Regions from separate parts of the Homo sapiens genome. Here region 1 is linked to region 2. A link is a contact called in ENCODE Hi-C or POLR2A ChIA-PET data. All regions are on one chromosome and are shown on one strand. Each heading gives the region's core, a stretch centred on a gene start or an enhancer-like site at or near the end of the contact. The rest is flanking DNA. Distances are from core to core; before and after follow the strand shown. Region 1 holds the start of RBBP8 (RB binding protein 8, endonuclease). Region 2 has its middle 65 kb from the start of CABLES1.

What was found. Hi-C counts contacts between places; a loop is a spot of excess contacts on that map. ChIA-PET counts read pairs that join two places held with the same protein, here RNA polymerase II (POLR2A). Pooled maps may share reads with other maps.
Region 1: a map of OCI-LY7 shows a loop between it and region 2 (2.1-fold over the local background). The contact joins the promoter of RBBP8 here to the enhancer-like site in region 2. A Hi-C loop is called at or near these places in 11 of 168 maps with a recorded cell type or tissue (B cell, CD4-positive, alpha-beta T cell, CD4-positive, alpha-beta memory T cell and 5 more), 4 of 37 single-sample maps with no recorded cell type and 16 of 50 pooled maps. POLR2A ChIA-PET finds 5 or more read pairs at or near these places in 6 of 52 experiments (CD4-positive, alpha-beta T cell, H1, OCI-LY7 and 3 more).

What each region holds. Positions count from the first base shown.
Region 1 is chr18:22,929,736-22,935,161 of GRCh38, forward strand. RBBP8 (RB binding protein 8, endonuclease) reads left to right here and starts at 3,593. Exons shown (of 19, transcript NM_002894.3): 1 at 3,593-3,829. It overlaps RBBP8-AS1 (RBBP8 antisense RNA 1), which reads right to left and starts at 4,029. Exons shown (of 5, transcript NR_198963.1): 1 at 3,853-4,029. MIR4741 (microRNA 4741) reads left to right here and starts at 3,614; the gene lies at 3,614-3,703. RefSeq lists enhancers at 3,323-4,163, 3,847-3,976, 4,337-4,386 and a silencer at 3,637-3,716.
Region 2 is chr18:23,068,002-23,072,835 of GRCh38, forward strand. No RefSeq gene overlaps it. Among named protein-coding and RNA genes, the nearest start is that of CABLES1, 65 kb to the right of the region's middle. Within about 2 kb of position 3,515, at least 4 of the 41 ENCODE cell types and tissues checked have a DNase peak (open chromatin) inside an H3K27ac peak, as active enhancers do; they include OCI-LY7, where a contact is called at or near this core.

The DNA.
Region 1 (5,426 bases), core at 2,343-4,842, 140 kb before region 2:
GAAAAAAGCAAGTTTAGGAAGATCACACTTGTGGAGCTCAATTGTCTTGTTTAATCAGGAGGCCAGGTTGTCCACCTAGAGTGAAAATAGCTTCAGAGGCTTGAGGACTGAAAATAGTAAAGGTCTGGAAGACAGCAGAGAAAATAAAAAGAGCTGAACAAAGGCTATTTTAAGGATTAACTGATGCCCTGCATGAAGTTTGAAACCATATGACTTTAGTGATATCAGTCTAACGTGATACGTCATTTTCCCTTCACAACACTCAACTACCCAGCTGCAGGAGTTAAGCATAGATTCTAGAATCTACAGGATTTCATTTGTAAATGGCTTGAGTTAGATGACTTTTAAATCTACGTGAGTTCCAAAACTTTACTTTTAAGAATCCTAGAGTCTGTACTGCTATCACACAATTTATTTTAAATTGGTGCCTAGATATACATAATGTAAACTTACCATTTTAACTATTTCACTAGTTTATTTAAATTCAGCATTCTAGCCAGGGGCCTCCAATAGGTGTGCTGGGACATTAAAAACCTAGCCCTGAAGGTGGCAGCACTGGGCCTGAGGTGACTAGTCTCAACTTCTGTTGCCACTGGATGGAAGCAGCCTCATCTTTTCATTACAATATATAACACAAGTGTTCATTTTCTAAGCATGCTGAAATTGAAAAAGTTTGGGAAGTACTGTCCTAAGCCACAACATATGAGAAACCCAGTATTATGAAGAGTTCAAAATAACTGCTTCTCTGTTAAAGATGTTTTTTCAGCAGATCTTTGGAACCTCAAAATTTATTCCATGTGGTTCTTAAAGCTTTAGAACCTATCTATGAGGATGCCCGCCATTTCCATTGTTAAAGTGGCCATATAAAATCTCATTTAAAAATCTAAGAATTTTGAATGTACCCAAAGGTTTCCATTTACATAGAAATGGGATCCACCAGGGAATGCCCATTTCATTCATTCATAGAATATTGATTTGGTGGCAGACACTGGGCTAGTTCCTGGAGATAAAAGGGTGAACAAACCTTTTTTATTTTTTATTTTTTTAATTTTAAGACAGGGTCTCTCGCTCTGTCACCTAGGCTGGAGTACAGTGGCACAATCATAGTTCACTGCAGCCTTGAACTCCTGGGCTCAAGCAATCCTCCCACCTCAGCCTCCACAGTAACTAGAACTAGAGGCACGAACCACTGTGTCCAGCTATTTTGGTTTGATTTTTAGAATAGGAGACAAGATTTCACTATGTTGCCCAAGCTCATCTTGAACTCCTGGCCTCAAGTGATCCTCTTGCCTCAGCCACCCAAAGTCTGGCCCAAGACGTGGTTTTTTATCTCAAGAAATTTACAGTCCAGTGGGGAGACAGAATTAATTAAATAACTAAAACAATAAAAACTGTAAGATGGGGAGGTTACATGGTACTGTAGGAGGATCTAGTAGAAGAGACTATTGAAATAAGATAAAAACATGATTAGTAGATAGCTGGGGCAAAGAGTGGGGGTAGGTTTGGTGGAGAACTCCAGGCAGAGACAATAGCACGCAATGGCCTAGGAGACATCAAAAGTCTAGTGAGACCAGAGGACAGAAAATGTCTGGAAATAAAGCCAAAGGGGTAGCAGAGGCAATTCAAAGGGGCTTCCTTCACAGAGTAACTGGAAGCCACTGAAAGGGTTTAAGCAGCATAGTGACATTAACAGATTTACTTTTCAAGATCACAGTAGCTGCAGTATAGAGAAGTGGTCTCAAAGTAGACACAATTTAAGGTGGAGGAGGGAAGATGTATTTTTATTCTATTTTTTATCCTTTAAAAATGCTTTTAAAATGGATTATAATCATATTAGCTAAGAAATACTAATTATGGCTAGCTTTTGGGCACATAGTATATATCTGAATACTAAGCAGTTTACATATATTCATTTAATCTTAATACCCTGTGAGGTTGGTACTATTATTATCCTCAATTTACAGGTAGGTAAAATGGGACAGCGAGCTTAAGCAGTCAGTCCAAAGTCACTCAGTAAGGAAGTATTAGAGCAGGATTTAAACCCAGATGTCTGACTTCAGAGCCTGTAACTTCATTAGATCATGTACCATTTTTCAACAGTACATGTATGTAATTTAAAATTAAATATATATATGGAGAATAGAAGTTCAAATTTTTTTCTGAACACCAGTGAAAACAAAGATTTAGGAGGGGTGGTTGGTAGCGTGGATGTGGAAAGGAGCCTAGCAGTAGACTAGGTAAGAAATAACAGTATCTTGGATTATGGAGGTAGTGATGGAGAGAAGGGGATGGATTTACATGTTTAGTAAGTAAAATTGGACTGCGTGATGGCTTGGATATGGAAGTTAGGGATGAATAAAGTGTCAAGGATGACTCTTTGGTTTCTGACTTGCATAAATGGATTAGAGAGTGAGACACAGGCAGAGGCCATAGGAACAGGTTGGGTCATTCTGCTCAGTTTTTCTTTGGACCACAGTAGAGACCACAGCACACTGCTCTTTCAATACTCTGTTAAATGACAAACTTATTACAGGTTATTTCTGTCATAAACATAAAAGCTTCACTCTGTCAATTATGTTTCCTATCTTGCGTTAAAAATTACATAGTCAAAATTTCATCCATTTTCTTTTAAAAATGTGGAGTTAAGTCTTATAAAATGGGGAAGTGAATGATAGTTGCTGTAACAGGCTAATAGAAGGTTTAGCACCCCTCTTCTGTATACTAACTTTTTAAGTTATATTTATTCATCCCTTAAGATGTGGGACAGGTGGAAAAATTACCTTTCCACTTTGTATTTATGATTTCTAAGTACTAAACTTTTAAAGCCTGTTAATATTATCCCTTCCCAGGTCTTAGAATAATTACACAAAAGTACTGGACTGGTTTAAAAGATATTTGATTCTAGTCTATTTTGTTCATTTGTAGAATTTCTAGTGGTCTAAAAACGATTCTTTTACAAATCAGGAGAAATAGGAATACCTACTATCGGTTTGAATCTCAAACGAACAGCCACAAGAAAAATGGACTTTTTAAAAAAAATTATCTAACAGCATGTTGTCCCAATAAATAATGCTGAAGGAGATTCCTTCTCGTTTCAAATTTGCCAGAAACTTCCCGTTTAACCTCAGCAAAATACAGATCGTTTTGATCTATGGCGTTACCGCACAACCCTGTCAGGTCACATCACTAAACTGCAGATAACAGCGACAAGGCCGAAAACTATGTTAGACGGATCCGCGTCCATACCCCCCATCAGTTAATTTTAACTCTTCATTCGGTACAGGTCACTCTACACATGCTTCCCTGCAAAATGCTTAAGCTAGACACAGTGTACAGATAACTTTCACAGAACCGCAAGGGCTTGATGCTCCCCCAACAGAACGGCTTGAGCTTTCCCCAGCGCAATTCAGAAATGCTGTGGCGGTCGCCAGACTCTTCGGGTAGCTCCCGGCAGCTCCGAGGTAGCGCTCCCCTCCCCAACCATCGCCCTCCGGGATGGGCCGCACCGAAGAGCCCGCTCCTCAGCTAGGGCACGAAGTGCGCCGCCGCGATGGGCAGCTGGAGGAAGGGGCGTGACGCAAGTGGAACTCCCGCGTGACGTCGCGCGGGCTCCCGGGCGGGGCGGGTCCGGCCGCCTCCGAGCCCGGCCGGCAGCCCCCGGCCTTAAAGCGCGGGCTGTCCGGAGGGGTCGGCTTTCCCACCGAGGATTTGGCACTCTGGTGAGGGAAAAGGGCGAAAGAGAAAAGCGAGCAGCCGTCCTTTCACAGCCTCAGAAAGTGCTCGCTTCCCTTCGGGGGCTTTCGCGAATCCCGAGGCAATCTCGGAGGCGGTGAGTAAAAGCAATCTCTTTACCCCACCCGGAGCTCTGGGTCGGAGCGACTGCTTCTGGTCTGGAGCTGCGTGCTTGGCGAAGGGCTCCCGGGGTAGGGGTGGCTCCCGGCTCTGGGGTTGTGTCTGATGAAATAGGCCGGGCCCGGGCTACACTCGGTGGTGGTGGACCGGCGGGAGGACGAGCGCTACCTCAGTACTACTTCTGGGTCTCCCGCGCGGGCTGAGGAAGCGCCTTTCGCCGCCAAGCCCGCCCCGCGCATGCGCCGACTGCGGCTCGCGCGCGCGCTTCGGAGGTTTTTTGGCCAGACCCGCACGCGGAACCGGCGCGGGCACCTGGGGAGAAATGGATGGAGAAGGGACCTGGCTGGAAAGCCTTTGCCCCGCTGCTCTGCTCCGCCCATAAGAGGACCCCTGAAATGTCCCGTGCAGTTTGTTCAAGTCCCCTGTGTGATGAAATGTGCCTCTCGCCTTACCCGTGTGAGAATACCTGTGGTGTGGCAGCGAGTATTTTGGTGAGCACCTGCAGTGTAGTGGTTTATACTAAGGAATACACACAAATTACAGGCCTTTGAGCCCAGAATGCAACTTGGGAGGTAAGACGTGACGTTCTGAGAGATTGAAAAATGTACATTGTCGTCGTGCCTCGAATAACGGTTCATTGCAGAGAGAGATGCTAACAAAAAGTGCCGGGCATGCGGGTAGGTGGAAAGGGTTTTGCGAGCCAGAATTTGCAAGTTGAATGTTTTGTTTTTATGTTTTGTTTTTAAGGCACTGTACATCACTTACTTGAAGATAGATACGTAAAGGATGCTTATTTTACACTCTTTAAACGAATATGTTAATACTTTTTCGGTCATTGAAGTAATTAAACCTTCATTTTAAACTGTTGACTTAATAGAAATCGTTTATGTCTTCTTTTTTTTTCTTTTTGCTGCAGAGAGGTATTTTTTCTTTATTTTATTATTATTTTTTATACTTTAAGTTCTAGGGTACATATGCACGACGTGCAGGTTTGTTACATATGCATACATGTGCCATGTTGGTGTGCTGCACCCATTAACTCGTCATTTACTTTAGGTATATCTCCTAATCCTATCCCTCCCCCCACCCCACGGCAGGCCCCGGTGTGTGACGTTCCCCTTCCTGTGTCCAGGTGTTCTCATTGTTCAGTTCCCACCTATGATTGAGAACATGCGGGCTACAGAGAGGTATTTTACAGTTATTGGTCTCATGACTTGATTTCCATCCCTGACATAGCCATGTCCCAGCTGTGTGACCTTGGACATTTACTGCCTTACGCCTCTTCCCCCAACTCTAAAATGAAATTATAGTAGCTGTCTTACAGAGTTTTTCTGAAGGTTAGGTAGAATATAAATATTCTATAATATATAATTATATATTAAATAATATATAAATACAAATATTAATATTAATATTCTATAGTTTCTGGTATGTGGGAAACAAATGGTGACTTTTATTCACAATTATATATAGGCCCATTTGTTTATCTGTTAGAGTTAAAGATAGAATAAAAACCTCTTTGGTAACAAAACTAATGCAGTGCACCTAATTCTACTTTTAAAAACTTTTTTACA
Region 2 (4,834 bases), core at 2,265-4,764:
CCAGGCTGGTCTGGCACTCCTGGACTCAAGCAATCCACCTACCTCAGCCTCCCAAAGTGCTGGGATTGTGGGCATGAGCCACTGCACCCAGCCCTCCACACACTTTTAAACAGGCTATTTCCTCTGCTGGAAACCTCAGGTCCTATTCTTTGGCCAACTTCTATAAATCTCTCCAGTCCCAAGTCAGGTACCACTTCCCCAGGAAGCCTTCCCTTGAAACCGCCTTTGCAAAAATTGTAACAGTGAGAAAATCATGACAGTGAAAGAGATCGGATCTAACCAACCCCATCTTGCCTTTAACCTCCAAATTGCCCTAAATCATTCCTGAGCTCACGCCAAACTAACTGTGGGAGACATTTAGTTTATAGCTTAAATGATAACAGCCCTTTCCCCATACCGAACCACCTTCGTAAAGCTAATGAAAGGCCGCCAGGTTAGTAGGAGGAGAGGACCCTGAATCCTGCTAAGGTGTAGACATAAACGACTGCCAGCCACTATTCTGCAGGTCACAAGATTTGCAACTTCCCCAATTACTCCTGCAGGTAACATCACTATTTTAAAACTTAAAATTGGCCTTTTGAAATGTCTTTTCAGGACCAGTGGCTCCACCCAGACCCACCAAGGGGTCCTGTGGCCCCACCTAGAATAAGATTCCCTGGCCTGTCAAACTATCCTTGAAAAACCTTGGCCTCCAAATCTTCAGGGAGATTGATTTGAATAATAACTTCATCTCCCACGTGGTGTGGCCGGCCTCATGTCAATTAAACTCTGTCTTTATTGCAACGCCATGGTCTCCGTGAATTGGTTTTGTCTGCAGTGGGCAGGAAGAACCCATGGGGTGGTTGCGCCCTGACCCATGCCCTGCCTTCCTTTAACCATAGCGTTTATCATATCTAACATGCTTTTCCATGTGCTTGTCTTCCTTCACAACATAAATCAAAAAGTGACAGGCAAATCTCAATTGATTTTGAAGTTTATTTTGCCAAGGTTGAGGATACGCCCAGGAAAAAGAAATACAAGTCACAGGAGAATCTGTGTCCCATGCTTTTTCCAGAGGGTTTTGAGGACTTCAGTATCTAAAGGGGAAAGAGGAAGCAGGAGGGAAAGGAGGGGGTGGGGGGGAAGAGGGTAAAAAAGGAGAAGGGGGGGAAAAAGAGGTTGGGCAATGAGGCAAGTGGTCACATTCTTGTGAGGCTCTGCCTAGCTCTCAGTGAATCTACACTTTACATGTGAAGAGAGTTGGGGGTAAATGGCAATTATGCATTCCTCTCTTGCTCAGTAGCTCTACATTTTACATAAGGTAAAGGAAACGTGAAATTATAGCGAGTGGCCCGGCACGGTGGCTCACGCCTGTAATCCCAGCACCTTGGGAGGCCAAGGCGGGCAGATCACCTGAGGTCAGGAGTTCGAGACCAGCCTGTCCTACATGTTGAAACCCTGTCTCTACTAAAAATACAAAAGTTAGCCGGGTGTGGTGGCAGGCACCTGTAGTCCCAGCTACTCGACAGGCTAAGACAGGAGAATTGCTTGAACCCGGGAGGCAGAGGTTGCAGTGAGCTAGGATTGTGCCACTGTACTCCAGCCTGGGTGATGGAGCAAGACTCTGTCTCAGAAAAAAAAAAAAAAAAAAAAGCCAAGCTGTGCTCTGACCACCTTAAGCACGTGTCTTCAGAACTTCCTGAGGCTGCGTCATGGGCCCGCGTCTTCAACCTTGGATCCTCAACCCTGCAAAATAAACTTTCTAAATTAACTGAGACCTGTCTCAGATGTTCGGGGTTCACACGATGATAGCTTACTTTAGTTCTCACTCTATCTGACCTCTCCAGGGTAGTCGGCTCTCTGGGTCTCACCCTGCTTCCGGTAACTTGCCAGTCCACAGGGACACTTCATTCTCTGGTTTTTCTTTCCTCTTCTTAGACTGTCTTTTCTCTAACCCTTTCATTGACTCCTCCTCTACCTGCTCCTTAAATGACTGTATTTGCCAAGGTACAGTATTTTCTCCACTGTAAGCTCATCAGTTCCTATTTCTTGAACTATCATAAGCCAGTGGGTCGACTTCTCTCCCAGCCCCCAGCCCTGTGTTTTCTGTGGCCCACTGACTGGATGTTTTTGTATTGCTGTCACCTAGCACCTCAAACTTAACCTATCAAAGCCTCATTTTGTTATGCCCCTGGCCAAAGTTGTCCTCCTGAGTAGGGAGGAACTTGGCCTCTGTCCCCACTAAGGAGACAGAGTAGGGACAGGACTCAGCCCCCACCTCTAACACACTTTTTTCTATACCCTCCTATTACCAGATCTTATATCACCTCCTATCATTGGTGCCATCCCCACTGACTGCAAAACCTTGAAGGAACGAAGATAAACAGCATCCCACAGTCAATCTTACTCACGGGAGTTAACCCTATCGACCGCATGTGCACAAGACCAGACGAATGACCAACCTTTACCCCTTGCCTCATCATAATACTAAAATCCCCACCCGGGAAGGGACTTTGCTGCCATTTTGTGATCCTGCGGTGCGGGTACTAACCTGCTTGCTCACTGCACCTGTGCGCCCTGCGCTCCACTCTGCACATGTCACGACACTCACATAGCTCATGTAGATGCCTGTCAACCTTCCTAGAAACACCAGACATACCCTGGGGAGCCAGCCAGAGAACTCTCCCTCCAGTGCTGTATCCCTTGTGTTCAAATATAAACCTGGAATAAAGTCTTGTCTGGGGAACTTGCTTGGCCTTGTGTCAACTTCTGTTGCATGGGGGCCCAAGAACCTGCGGTCGGTGACACTCCTCCTGTGTTCTTGCCTCCGTTAAATGGTTCCCACAGCTCAGTCTCCCAAGGAGAATCATGCGTATGACCCTTGATGCCTCCCCTCCCTGAGTTTTCACATCCCACCAGTCACGAAATCCTGGTGATGCCACCTCAACCATTGCACTTCAGTTGTCCCTTCCACCACCTACCATAGAGGAGACCCTGGAGTCCACAGATGAATTAGGAAGACAGCCTCCTGACTGCTTTTCCTCCACAAATCTATCCCCACACCACAGCATTCTCAAAACATATGTACTGCCAAAGTGAGCTTCCTTTTTTTTTTTTTTTTTTTTGAGACAGAGTCTTGCTCTTTTGCCCAGGCTGGAGTGCAGTGGCACAATGTTGGCTCACTGCAACCTCTACCTCCCAGGTTCAAGCAGTTCTCCTGCCTCAGCCCCCAACAGCTGGGATTACAGGTGCCCCCCACCGCACCCGGCTAATTTTTGTATTTTTAGTAGAGACAGGGTTTCATCATGTTGGTCAGGCTGGTCTGGAACTCCTGACCTCAGGTGATCCACCGGCCTCGCCCACCCAAAATGCTGGGATTACAGGCATAAGCCACCTCTCCTGGCCCAGAGTGAGCTTCTTACATATCAATTCCACCTCCATCCAGTCTCTCTGGCTCCCTGCCTCTGGGCACATTGCAGGCTCTGAAGCTGCACACAAGACCCCTCCCAGTCAGCCCACATCCTCCCCAGGCACCGTTTGCTACACACACACGTGGTTTCTCACCACTTCCTGGATGTCTTGTAGTCTTTCATGACTCTGGGCCTTTACATATGTGGTTGTCTTTATTTTGCCCTTCCTCTCACCCCTTGAACTCTTCTCTAGGTGGGAAATCACATTGTCTAGTGGGATTTCGCCAGTCCTCTGGCAGACAGAGTCATTACCTCCCCTACCACCATTCCTGGCTTTCTGCATGCACCTGCAAAAATGAGCCTTAACCATTTTTAGACATTTCTCCCCAGTTATGTGTGAATTCCCCAAGAGCAGGGGCCATGCTTTATTTACCTGTGTATTCTTAATAATTGATACAGTGACTAGCAAAAGAAGTGCCTTGAACGTGAATGTCCAAGTCACCTGGGTTTTTTGGCCTAAAGCAGGCATCACTGCTGTAGAGGTTAAAGGAGCAAAAGAGACGGGACAGGAGCACAGAGGGAGGGGCAATGGTGTGTCTTCTTGGCTAGGAAGGAAAAGCAAACATATTGAATACCTACTTTATATACCAGCTGAGGATCAGCTATCTGTCCACTACTTTACATATGAAACATAACCTCATATGAAACCCATCCTGGCCTGACACTGATCATATTCGCGGAAGGGAGAGGGGGTGGTTGGATGGTGGTAGCAGCTGGAAGAGAGGAGACGACAGCGGCTGGGATGAAGGCAGCGTGTGGTGAAATTACCAGCACCCTGGTCGTGCTCTGCTGAAGCAACCGTCACCAAGCCAAAGCCCCGTCTCAGTCTGGGCAGGACACACGAATATGCCCTTCCTGGCCAAAATCTCCTGGAAAGTATGTCATAAGGGAAGCAGCATGGGCTTCAGAGCCATGGAGACTGGGGTTCAAATCCCCCCTCAGCCATTGCTAGCTATGTGACCTCAAGCAAGTTACTTAGCCTTTCTGATCTTCAGACTCCTCTCTTGAAAAGGAAAGAAAAATACTTATTTCACAGGATTCATTCCCGGAGAAGATATTTTTTCAGTCCTCATTTGTGCCACCTTCATCTAGTCAATGGGAATATAGTAGCTTCAAATATAATAGGTACTTTGGGGAGGCCAAGGCAGGCGGATCTCTTGAGGCCAGGAGTTTGAGACCAACTTGGGCAACATGGCAAGACTCTGTCTCTATGGAAATTTTTAAAAATTAAAAATTAGACAGGCATAATGGCACATGCCTGTAGTCCTAGCTACTCAGGAGGCCAAGGCAGGAGGATCATTTGAGTTCAGGAGTTCAATCCTGCAGTGAGCTATGATCAGACCACTGCACTCCATCCTGGGAAACAGGGCGAGATCCTGACTCAA